Linked DNA regions of Homo sapiens: region 1 is linked to region 2. The links are chromatin contacts, found by Hi-C or POLR2A ChIA-PET in ENCODE. All regions are on one chromosome and are shown on one strand. Each heading gives the region's core, a stretch centred on a gene start or an enhancer-like site at or near the end of the contact. The rest is flanking DNA. Distances are from core to core; before and after follow the strand shown.

Evidence for each region. Hi-C counts contacts between places; a loop is a spot of excess contacts on that map. ChIA-PET counts read pairs that join two places held with the same protein, here RNA polymerase II (POLR2A). Pooled maps may share reads with other maps.
Region 1: a loop to region 2 is called in a map of B cell, with 13 times the contacts of the local background. The contact joins the promoter of ERGIC3 here to the promoter of AHCY in region 2. A Hi-C loop is called at or near these places in 3 of 168 maps with a recorded cell type or tissue (B cell, CD4-positive, alpha-beta T cell and naive thymus-derived CD4-positive, alpha-beta T cell) and 7 of 50 pooled maps. POLR2A ChIA-PET finds 5 or more read pairs at or near these places in 1 of 52 experiments (Caco-2).

The regions. Positions count from the first base shown.
Region 1 is chr20:35,536,858-35,543,619 of GRCh38, reverse strand. ERGIC3 (ERGIC and golgi 3) reads right to left here and starts at 1,542. Exons shown (of 13, transcript NM_015966.3): 1 at 1,435-1,542; 2 at 1,227-1,297; 3 at 1,020-1,107; 4 at 679-798. The coding sequence starts at 1,522. RefSeq lists an enhancer at 1,781-1,870.
Region 2 is chr20:34,301,248-34,307,360 of GRCh38, reverse strand. It overlaps AHCY (adenosylhomocysteinase), which reads left to right and starts at 4,006. Exons shown (of 10, transcript NM_000687.4): 1 at 4,006-4,118. The coding sequence starts at 4,091. RefSeq lists enhancers at 3,642-3,761, 3,782-3,831 and a silencer at 4,402-4,631.

The DNA.
Region 1 (6,762 bases), core at 293-2,792, 1.2 Mb before region 2:
CTCTAAGGTGTTAGAAATCCCAGCTTTGAGGACAGTTTGCTGTGGTGGGAAACTGAGTTAACGAAGGGAATTGGGAAGCCACCAAGATAAAGGAAAGGAAGGTAAAAGTGGGTACCCACTCTGTACCAGGCATTTTACACATATGACTTCATTTGATCTTACAATTCCATGTGGTTGGTACTACTGTTTTATTACCACTTTCTAGCTGAAGCTCACAGACTGCAGGAGACAAAGCTAGATGTGAACCCAGGCAATCTGACTTGAGAACCTAAATTCTCATTAAACCACCTGCATTCCAAAGGGGAAGAGCATTAAGGGCTGAATTAAGCCAATGGGCTGGGAAAGCAAACACTCAAAGAAGCCTGGGTCCATCTAGACAGTTCTACCAAGGCAAGAGCACATAAGACCTATCTTCAAACCTCTGGTATTCAAACTACCATCTGCAGGTATTGAGGACCTCTGAGAATAATAGCCAGGTAGATTACCTGACTCGATATGTATAGAGGATTTTAGCTCACTCTGACTCTTACTAGCTGGGGGACCCTAGGCAAGTCACTTGACTTCTCTAGCTCTTAGTTGTTTAATGTATCACTATGCCTGCCACAGTTCACTTGCTAGCAGATAGGCTTGGGTACATCCAGCTTTGGGATCTGAGACCCGGCCCCCTCCCCTGGTTACCATGCCGCTCAGCCTCTGAGCTCACGGGGATGCCATCTTTATCTAGTCGTTGCTTGAACAGGTTGTGTTCCACATCCAGCTGCTGTTCTCCGGCCACATCCATGGCATCAATACTCAGATCTGGAAGCAGGAAAATCAGGCTAAGGTACTGGGACCCTAGGGACAAGGGGATGTGGGTTTTGGAGGGGAAGGGGATACTGGGCCTGTCTTGGGGCAGAACGGGATGAGGAGAAGGAGGTTGTCCTGGGGTCCAGTCCAGAACCTAAGGGTGGAGGTGTGAATCTGGCAGCCCACATGAGAACCCTGGGTCTCTCCAGTCCCACCCATGGTGAGGTACTCACAGGCACAAGGCATGTGCGGAAAAAGTACATCGATGTTGATCTTCAGTTTATCTCCCCGCGACTTGTCCACGTAGAGCTCAGGATGCACCTGGGGCAGCGCTACCTCAGTAAGACTTAGCCCCAAACCTCTCCTTCCCCACTCCCACCCCTAAAGGTCCTACTCCTAGAATGCCAAGCCCCGCCCACGCACTAAGCCCCGCCCCTTACCTCCGTGGTGAGGTAATACTGCAGCTCGGACAGGAACAGTAGCAGCATGAGAAGGCCACTGACAATGGTCACTGCAGGACAAGGGGCGAGGGTCAGAATGGCCTCGAATCCGCTCCCTCAGACACCGGCAGGCCAGTCAGAGTCCAGGAGCCCGGGCTAAGCTCTAGGACGCCCCCCTCCACGCGACCCCGGCCCCGCTGCGGCCTACCGGTGGCGCCCCCGCAGGTCTTGACCCGGAAGTCCTCCAAAGTCTTGGGGTAGGCATCGAACTGCTTCAGCTTCCCCAGCGCCTCCATGGGGACCGGCCGGAAAGGGGACGCCAGCCGGCCCGCCCCTACAGACTCCCTCTTCCGGCCTGGAGCCACGCCCCCCTCTTTTTCCTCACGCAGGCGCAGCAAACCGCACGCTTGGCCCCACCTTTAGCCGCGTTCTCTTACAGGCGGCCCCGCCCAACGATGCTGCCACGCCCCCTTGCGCGGGCAATTGGGTCTGGAAGCTACTGCCCCGGCCTCCGCTGTCCGGGGCGGGATTTTGAGGACTGGGGTGCGAGGAGTTCTCTGCGGGGTTAGAAACGCTAATAGCACCGTTCGTGTGCCTTGTGCTCGGAACTGCACCAGGTGTTTAAGACTCTTGGAACATCTTGGAATATCCTGGAACAGTGGTTTTTCGAGTGTACCGGACCGGCCGCATCATTATCAACTGATTACCTATTAGAAATGCAAATAATTGATTCCCACCTACTGAAGCCGAAACGCTAGGAATGGCATCGGATGATTCTGATGTAAAGTAAGGGTGTCCGCCCTGAAAGCAGGTGTGACTTATCTCCGTTTTCCAAAGAGCAAACTGTGACCTGGAGAAGTTAAATAACTTGCCCAAGATCACAGCCAATTAATAGCAGGACCTGCTTCCAGCCCAGTTCTTCTGGACCTCAAAGTACTCTGGGAATCAGGGTCTTTTGGGTTGATTTTACCTAAACAGCGTCCCAGTGCTTCTCCTGAGCGCTGCTTTCTGAATATTACCCTAAATTGCTCTCCAGGCCCTGGGATCCTCACGGACACGCTCTATCCCTCCAGGTTTAGACTCAAGTGATATGGAGCTTAAGCTCTCCCTGACACTTCCCATTGCAGCCCAGTGTCTCTAGAGGGACAGCTCCCACAGTAATGCAGCTGCAATGAGTAAGATATAAAAGCTCATAGGCTTTCATACAGGAATTCCACTTTAGGAAGTAAAAGCACCATGTCAAGGTTAATAGAAAAATTTTGAAAAAGAAAAAATATGTAAGCAGCTATCCAAGGTTAACAGAAAAAAATTTTAATATAAGGATAAAAGTACCATGATCTGGGTGGTTGTTACACCTTAAGATATTGAATCTGTCTCTTAAAGATTTTAAGTGCACCACATCATAAAGATGTATGCATGAGATTGTTCAATGGCAAAAATCTGGAACCAGCCAGAATGCCCACTGATACATTAAATAAATTGAATAAATCACGATACACCCATTCTATGGAATATTAGGCCACTTTTCAAAAGAATGAGGTAGATTTACTCCTTTAGGTATACTAAGAATGTATTTTTAAGGGGGAAAAGATGCAAAGTAATGTGCATTCCATCATTCCATTTTTTAATTAAAAATTGGGCTGGGCACAATGGCTCACACCTGTAATCACAGCACTTTGGGAGACCGAGGAGGATCACATGAGGCCAGGAGTCTAAGACCAGCCTGGGCAACACAGCAAGACCCCACTCTACAAAAACTTTAAAAACTACATCTGTAACCCTAGCACTTCAGGAGGCCGAGCCAGGAAGCATCACTTGAGTTCAGGAGTTTGAGACCAGCCTGGTCAACATGGTGAAACCCCATCTCTACTAAAAATACAAAAATTAGCCAGGCGTGGTAGTGTGCTCCTGTAAACCCAGCTACTTGTGAGTCCGAGGCAGGAGAATCGCTTGAACCTGGGAGGCGGAGGTTGCAGTGAGCCGAGATCATGCCATTGCATTCCAGCCTGGGCGACAGAGTGAGATTCTGTCTCCAAAAATAAAAATAAAAATAAAAAAATTAGCCAGGTGTGGTGGCATGCGTCTATAGTCTCAGCTACCTGGGAGGCTGGGGTTGAGCCCAGGAGAGTTTGAAACTGCAGTTGTTACCAGGTTACCTGCAGTTGTTACCAGCATAGAGTTGTCCAGGTTCTTGGCGTGTTGAACAAAACACATAAAGTAACAGAAGGGCAACGAAAGACAAACAGCAACAGAAGAACGGAATAACAAAAGCATAGATTTATTGAAGACGATTCATAGCGGCAGCTGGTTAGAGCAAGCTGCTCAAGAGCCTCCTCAATCAGGGTTTGTATTAAGCTAAAGGGACCTGGCAACACCCCTAGGTGCCCTTTAGAAGCCTCCAGTTGGCTACACCTATGAAGGATTGGCCTGCGACCAAATCAGAGGCTGAAGTGGAGACTTGGCCCACAGCCAATCAGAGGCTGAAGTGGAGATTTGGCCCCACGGTCAATCGGAGGCGGAAGTGGAAACTTCTGTCTCGTTATCATAGGATTGAAGATGTGGCCTGTATGCTGCCTAGAACTGGCTGCACCCCTTCATTTGCTTATGTCTTAACCCCCGGTTACCCTGATTCCCTGTTCTCCTGCCTCATAGTGAGCTGTGATTACACCACTGCACTACAGCCTGGGCGACAGAGCGAGTCTCTCTCTCTCTCTTTGTGTGTGTGCATATATATATATATAATATATATAAACTGTTATATATATTATATATATAAACTTATATATATTATATATATAAACTGTTATATATTTTATATATATAAACTGTTATATATATTATATATATAAACTGTTATATATATTATATATATAAACTGTTATATATATTATATATATAAACTGTTATATATATTATATATAAACATATATATAAACTTATATATATTATATATAAACTTATATATATTATATATATAAACTGTTATATATAAACTTATATATATTATATATAAACTGTTATATATAAACTGTTATATATAATATATAAACTTATATATTATATATATAAACTGTTATATATATTATATATATAAACTGTTATATATATTATATATATAAACTGTTATATATATATATATAAACTGTTATATATATTATATATATAAACTGTTATATATATATATAAACTGTTATATATATTATATATGTAGTTATATATAAATTGTTATATATGTAAAACATAGGCCGGGCGCTGTGGCTCACGCCTGTAATCCCAGCACTTTGGGAGGCCGAGGCGGGCGGATCACGAGGTCAGGAGATCAAGACCATCCTGGCTAACATGGTGAAACCCTGTCTCTACTAAAAATACAAAAAATTAGCCGGGCGTAGTAGCGGGCGCCTGTAGTCCCAGCTACTCGGGAGGCTGAGGCAGGAGAATGGCGTGAACCTGGGAGGTGGAGCTTGCAGTGAGCCGAGATTGCCCCACTGCACTCCAGCCTGGGCGACAGAGCCACACTCCGTCTCAAAAAAAAAACAAAAAAAAAAACCTAAATAAAAAAAAAATCTATCTATATATAAAAATCTTAATCTTATATGGGGGAATATGTATTTGTATAATCATGAGAAAAGATTTGGAAGGACTCATGCTACAACTTTGGGGACAACTGGAGGAGGACTTTTCACGGAAGCCAAAGTTTTTGGGTCTCCCTCAGCTAACAGGGTGGCAGAGGACACCTGGGATCTCCCTCTATTATCTGGGCTTCAGATTCCTGAGAGCACCAAGAATTCTATCAGAAATAGGTAATAAGGAATCTGCTGATGGAATTAAGTCTAAAGCTCTGCTACCCTAAGTGGGATCCTTGAACCAGAAACATTGGCCTTATCTGGGAACCTGTTAGAAATGCAGAATCCCAGTCCCCACCCCAAACCTGCAGAATCAGAATCTGCATTCTAACAAGACTCTCCAGATAATTAGCATGCACATTAAAGTGTGAGAAGTACTTTCCTGAAAGGTTCCTTGTTTTATTGCCCACATAGGACCAAAACCAGCAGCACAGGAAAAAAAAAATCTGAGTGCCTCAAATATTGCACTAAGCCCAGGCGCGGTGGCCCATGCCTGTAATCTCAGCACTTTGGGAGGCCAAGGCAGGTGGATCACTTGAGGTCAGGAGTTTCAGACCAACCTGGCCAACATAGCAAAATCCCATCTCTACCAAAAAATACAAAAACTTAGCTGGGTGTGGTGGCGGGTGCCTCTAATCCCAGCTATTCGGGAGGCTGAGGTGGGAGAATCGCTTGAACCCAGGGGTGGGGGGCAGAGGTTGCAGTGACCCGAGACCATGCCACTGCATTCCAGCCTGGGTGACAGAGTGAGACCCTGTATCAAAAATACTTTAAAAAAAAGGCCAGGGGTGGTGGCTCACGCCTGTAATCCCAACACTAGGGGAGGCCGAGGAGGCCAGATTACCTGAGGTCAAGAGTTCAAGACCAGCCTGGCCAACATGGTGAAACCCCATCTCTACTAAAAATACAAAAAATTAGCCGGGCGTGGTGGCGCATGCCTGTAATCCTAGCTACTTGGGAGGCTAAGACAGGAGAATCGCTTGAACCCAGGAGGTGGAGGTTGCAGTGAGCCAAGATCATGCCATTGCACTCCAGCCTGGAGGACAAGAGTGAAACTTTGTCTGAAAATTAAATAAAATAAATAAAATAAAATAAAAATTATTAAAAAATAAAAATTAAAAATTGCACTAAATTCAGATTTTAAAATGTAATATCCATGTATGCAAGCAACACTCAAATATACACACACACACACTGTGTCCCTGCCCTGTGTTGAGTCCTGGGAAGAGAGAGTTGAATTAGAACAGTTCTTGCCTTCAAGAATGTTACAGTCCTGGCTGGGCACGGTAGCTCACGCCTGTAATCCCAGCACTTTGGGAGGCCGAGGAGGGTGGATCACCAGGTCAGAAGTTTGAGACCAGCCAGGCCAGAAGACCAGCCTGGCCAATATGGTGAAACCCCGTCTCTACTAAAAATACAAAAATTAGCTGGGCATGGTGGTGGGCGCCTGTAATCCCAGCTACTCAGGAGGCTGAGGCAGGAGAATTGCTCGAACCCGGGAGGCAGAGGTTGCAGTGAGCCGAAGATTGTGCCATTGCACTCCAGCCTGGGCAACAGAGCGAGACTCCGAATCAAAAAAAAAAAAAGAAAGAAAGAAAGTTACAGTCCTAATTATGGATATTAATATATCCCTTAATAAAATAATAAAAATAAAAATAATAGCTAATAATAATAATTTTTTAAAATAGCTAGCATTGGCCGGGTGCAGTGGCTCACACCTGTAATTCCAGCACTTTGGGTGTCAGAAGTGGGAGGATCACAAGGTCAGGAGTTTGAGACCAGCCTGACCAGCATAGTGAAACCTTGTCTATACTAAAAATACAAAAAATTAGCCAGGCATGGTGGCGTGCACTTGTAGTCCCAGCTACTTGGGAGGCTGAGGCAGGAGAATGGCTTGAACCCGGCAGGCAGAG
Region 2 (6,113 bases), core at 2,757-5,256:
CTCAGCATGTTGGGAGGCTGAAGCAGGTGGATCATTTGAGGTCAGAGGTTCAAGACCAGCCTGGCCAACATGGCGAAAGCCCATCTCTACTAAAAATATAAATATTAGCCGGGTGGTAGCGACATGCACCTGTAATCCCAGCTACTCAGGAGGCTGAGGCAGGAGAATGGCTTGAGCCTGGGAGAGGTGGAGGTTGCTGTGAGCCTAGATAGCAGACCCTGTCTCAAAAAAAAAAAAAAAGAAAAAGAAAAAAGAAACAAAGAAAACACAGAGAAATCCCAATGCCCTTTGCTCGCTTTCTCCCAATGGTGACATCTTGCAAAACCATAATAAAACATCTCAACTAGGATACTGACAATGATAAAGCAAGATCCAGAACATTCCATCACCACAAAGTTTCCTCATGTTGCCCTTTTACAGCCACATTTACCTCTCTCTTGCTCCCGTCCCCTACCTAATACCTGGCAACCACTAATCTGTGGTTCATTTCTATAATTTGGTCATTTCAAGAATATTATAGAAATGAAATAATATACTATGTAATATATTGGAATTGGTTTTTGTCACTCAGCATAATTCTCTAAGGATTCATCCAGGTTGCTGCATTTATCAAAGTTTATTCCTTTTGCTGAGTATTATTTCATGGTATGGCTGTACCAATTTGTTTAACTGTTCATCCATTAAAAGAACCTGGCTGGGCGTGGTGGCTTACACCTGTAATCCCAGCACTTTGGAAGGCCAAGGCGGGAGGATCACTTGATGTCAGAAGTTCAAGACCAGTCTGGCCAACATGGTGAAACACCGTCTCTATTAAAAATACAAAAATTATCCGGGTGTGGGAGCGTGTGCCTGTAATCCCAGGTACTTGGGAGGCTAAGGTACGAGAATCACTTTGAACCTGGGAGACAGAGGTTGCAGTGAGCCGAGATCACACCATTGCACTCCAGCCTGGGCAACAGAGAGACACTCTTTCTCAAAAAAAAAAAAAAAGAAGCTGAAATAATAGGAAATTGGCTATATCAATTGCAATATATCCATAGGCTAGAACATTCTGCTGCTAGAGAGGTTGCATAAGGCCAGACTAAGGTGCTTAGACCTTCTCCTGAGACCAGCAGTCTCCAAAGTTTTGTTCATATGAACTTAACGGTACAAATATTAGCAAATATCTCATTAGCTGATATCTCAAAGCACGATATACAGTGAGGATGAGAGTCATCATTAATTAATGAGAGGGCATGTAAATTCACATTTCTTTTTTTTTCTTTTTTTTTTTTTTTTTTTGAGGCAGTCTTGTTCTGTCACCCAGGCTGGAGTGCGGTGGCGCAATCTTGGCTCAATGCAACATCCGCCTCCTGGGTTCAAACAATTCTTGTCCCTCAGCCTCCTGAGTAGCTGAGTTTACAGACGTGCACCATCACGCCCGGCTAATTTTTGTATTTTTAGTAGATACAGGGTTTCACTATGTTGGCCAGGCTGGTCTGGAACTCCTGACCCCAAGTGATCCACTCGCCCCGGCTTCCAAAGTGCTGGGATTACAGGTGTGAGTCACTGCGCCTGGTCCGTAAATTCATATTTCAAAGTGTCTTTTTCATTGTTTTCTCAAATTTTATTACATTCCTTACAACATGGCTGACAAAGACCAGCATTCATACCAGAAAGAGACCTGTCAGCTGTGTCCTTTTCTACTTGTTTGCTGTGCTGGTAATTTTCACAGTATCTGGAACTTGCCATTTCTTTGCAGGAATATTTTGAAGCCATTTTTCTGTTCTCGTAGGACAACCTAGTAACATGATCCTACGTTTAGTTAGACTGACACGACTCACTACACACTGCAATGCACTGCAGAATGCTGAAAGGGATGCGTGAGGACCCTGCTGCCCACCTCCCAGGCGTGGACCCTCGTTCCCTCAGGAAGTCTCTGCTTGACATCGGCCCTCATGACTCTCAGACAGAGGTCAGATGTACAGATCAAGTGAGACCAATACATTTACTATGTCATAGAAGACCTTAATTCTTATTTTTATTTTTTATTTTTTGAGACAAGAGTCTCCCTCCGTCGCCCAGGCCGGAGTGCAGTGGTGCGATCTCGGCTCACTGCAAGCTCGGCCTCCCGGGTTCACGCCATTCTCCTGCCTCAGCCTTGCGAGTAGCTGGGACTACAGGCTCCCGACACCACGCCCAGCTAATTTTTTTTTTTTTTTGTATTTTTAGTAGAGATGGGGTTTTACCCTGTTAGCCAGGATGGTCTCGATTTCCTGACCCCGTGATCCGCCCGCCTCGGCCTCCCAATGTGCTGGGATTACAGGCGTGAGCCACGCGCCCGGCCAGAAGAGTTTAATTCTTTTCTCATTTTTAGGTTAAAAAATGAGTAGAGGCCGGGCACGGTGGCTCACGCCAGTAATCCCAGCACTTTGGGAGGCAGAGGCTGGCGGATCACCTGAGGTCGGGAGTTCGAGATTAGCCTGACCAATATGGAGAAACCCCGTCTCTACTAAAAATACAAAATTAGCCAGGCGTGGTGGCTCATGCCTGTAATCCCAGCTACTCGGGAGGCTGAGGCAAGAGAATCGCTTGAATCCGGGAGGCAGAGGTTGGTGTGAGCCAAGATCATGCCATTGCACTCCAGCCTGGGCAACAAGCGCCAAACTCTATCTCAAAAAAAGAAAAAACAAAATTAGCCAGGTGTGGTGGTGCGTGCCTGTAATCCAAGCCACTCGGGAGGCTGAGGCAGGAGAATTGCTTGAACCCGGGAGGTGGAGGTTGCAGCGAGCCTAGATGGTGCCACTGCACTCCAGTGTGGGCGACAGAGTGAGACTCCATAAAAAAAAAAAAAAATTCAGGGGAAAAAAAGCAATTAAAAAAACATAACTATAAAAATAATACAAATTACAAAACAACCATTTGCATAGCATTTACATTATATTAGTTATAAGTAATCTAGAGATGATTAAAGTGTACGGAGGAATGTGCATAGGTTATATGCCAATACTGCCTCATTTTATATGAGGGACTTGAACATAGAAGGGTTTTGGAGTCCACAGAGGTCCTGAAACCAATTTCCCCTTCCCATGCCTGGGATGACTGAATTATACAGCAGCAAAAATGAATATACTCAAGCTATATGCATGAGTCTCATAAATATAATGCTCACAGAAAAAAGCAAGTTGCAGAAGGGTAAATACGGTTGATATATAAAGGTGCTAAACACAGAACTATTTAATGATATACGGATGCAGTAAAAGTATAAGAAATGTATGCAAACTTACTTAAATTCAGGGTGTTGGTTACTTGGAGTAAGGCGAATGTTTGGGATGTCAGTAGGTACCTGACAAATGGCAACTTAACTTTGTTTTGGTTTTTTTGAGATAGGGTCTTGCCCTTTCGCCCAGGCTCAAGTGCTGTGGTGGGATGATAGCTCACTGCAGCCTCGATCTCCAGGCTCAAAAGATCCTCCCTCCCGCCTCCGCGTCCCAAGTAGCTGGGACCACAAGCGCGCGCCACCACGCCCGGCTAATTTTTAATTTTTTTTTGTAGAGTTCAGGTCTCACTGTGTTGCCCAGGATGGTCTTGAACTCCTGGGCTCAAGCGATCCTCCCGCCTTGGCCTCCCAAAGTGCTGGGATTACAGGTGTGAGCCACCGCGCCTGGCCTGCAACTTTACTTATAATAATCTGTGTGGCAGATGTCATTTGGCCCATTTTACAGATGAGGAAATTGAGGCACAGGGAAGTGAACTGGCGGAATTTCAGTTCCGCTGGGTTTTGACACTGAATCAACTGGCTGAACCAGCGAGAGGACGGCCCGGCTGGCTCTCAGGCCTCTCCCGGCGCTCCCTTCCGGACCGGTGAGTGAGACTCCTGGGGCCACGCCTTGTGAAATTCTGAGGCTTCTTTTCAGGGATCGAAATCCCCTCCGGCTCCGCCCTGCGCGTTGGGCCCCGCCCCAGCGGGTCATGAATATGCAAGTGCGAGGAAGATATTTAAAGGCGTCGGCGCCACGCGCATATCCCTGCTCGGCGCTGCCCGCCCAGTTCCTGTTCCCAGACTGAGGCCCAGCCCCCTTCGCCCGTTTCCATCACGAGTGCCGCCAGCATGTCTGACAAACTGCCCTACAAAGTCGGTGAGTCCCAGGACCTGCAGCCGGTTGCGGCCGCCCGGCACCCGCCCGGGGCTTGTTCGTGGCGGGGGCTGCAGGGCCGACTCGGGGCTCTCTGGACCCCCTGGAATCGCAGCCTCGGCGCGTTTCTGGCCGCGCGAAGCCAGCTGGAAGTTGGAGTTCTCGCGCGGCCATGAGCGGGCCGTTCCGGGTGGCCGTGGACTACAAGTCCCAGCATGCCCCGCGACGCCGGGGCCGCCGCGCGGTCTGCGAGCCGCAAACTGGCGGCGTGCTCCGCGGGAGAGCACACCTGGCCACGGCCTGGGACGGCTGGCACCTGCCGGACCCTGCTCGGGGGGCCTGCGCCCGGCCTCCTAGGCCTGGACCGGACCCTGTCCAGCTGGGCGGCCCCGACGAGCGTCCACCCCTCTCTGGGCCTCCTACAGGGACGGCGAGGGCACCCCGGAGGGTGTATGAGGAGAGGCCTGGAAAGCGAGCCCCAGGCCGGCTCCGATCCTCCTCTCCCCTGGGACTTTGGGCCAGTTACCCAACCTGTGGGGTCCCCCACCCCTCCAGCAGGGGCAGCCTTGCAGAAATCTCGAAGAAAATTTGGAGTGGTTTGAAAAATCCTGCTGTCCCACCGATTGAAGTGTAATACAGGGATAGTTAACGTTTACTTAGTGTTTCCTGTGGGATCGGCACTGCCTTCTAGCTTTATTCTAGTCTCATGGCTCTATAGGGAAACTGTTCTCATTTTATGATGAGAATCCTGAGGCAGAGGTAACTTGCCCTCAGTCTTACAGCTGGTGGTGATGGAGCAAGATTGGAACGCAGGCCATCTAGATCTCTGAGCGCACCCTTTCACCACTGTGTGCAAGCGAATACACGCGGAACAATCCTAGTGAATTTTCAGCAAAAACCAGTTCAGTTTGGCTGGTAGCTTTTCAAGTAACTTTGACACTATTGGACCGGGTGTGGTGGCTCACCCCTGTAGTCCCAGCACTTTGAGAGGCCGAGGTGGGCGAATCACTTGAGGTCAAGAGTTCGAGACCAGCCTGGCCAACGTGGTGAAACGCTATCTCTACCAAAAATACAAAAACTAGCTGGGCGTGGTGGCGGGCGCCTTCATTCCCAGCTACTCGGGAGGCTGAGGCAGGAGGACTGTTTGAGCCGGGGAGACGGAGGTTGCAGTGAGCCGAGATTGCACCACCACGCTCCAACCTGGGCAACAGAGCAAGACCCTGTCTCAAAAAAAAAAAACAAACAAAAAAAGACACTATTAAGTCTGGAGAATGCCATCCACATTTATGGAAACACTTGCTGTATATCTGGTGATTTACGTGTGTTTACACAATAATCTTCATAGAGGTGGACGTAATCCCGTTATATAGAGCATGAAACTGAGGCCCTTGGGAGGTGACTTGCAAAGATTCTGTTGAAGTAGTTCATCAAGTTGCTACCAGAGTAGACTGTCTCCATTGTGTGGATGCTGAAACTGAACCCAGAAAGGTTATGTGAAGGTCACATCAATAGTAGAGCTGGAATGGGGGCTTGTCATACTGTGGAGAGATTAGTGGGTCAGGATTGGGGCCATTGGGTTGTGTGGGTGGAGATAAAGCTGGATTTGGGGATGGGGAGCTTAGCTGGGTGGGGCTGGAGGAAGGAGGCCCTGCTGTATGCCAGATCTTGATCATATGGCATTATCTTTACTTAAGGCGCATAGCAAGCTAGGGATGATTATCCACACTTTACAGATGAAGAAACTGATGTTTACAGGGGCTCTTGCTGTTCCTCTTGGCTTGTCCTGGGGACAGGTGTTCCTGTGACTTTTGCAAGTCCTTAGCTCCAGAGATTGCAGCATCTAGCCTCTCCTGTGCCTTTGGAGTTGAGGGTCCCAGGGAAAACTGTGGGGCTGGCACAGTGTCCTCGAGGGCACTGAAGGAGTTATTTTTAGCTGGAGGGACATGTGGTGGTGGAGGGGTGGAGCTTAGCAGCACAGGGCATAACCCATTGTCCCAT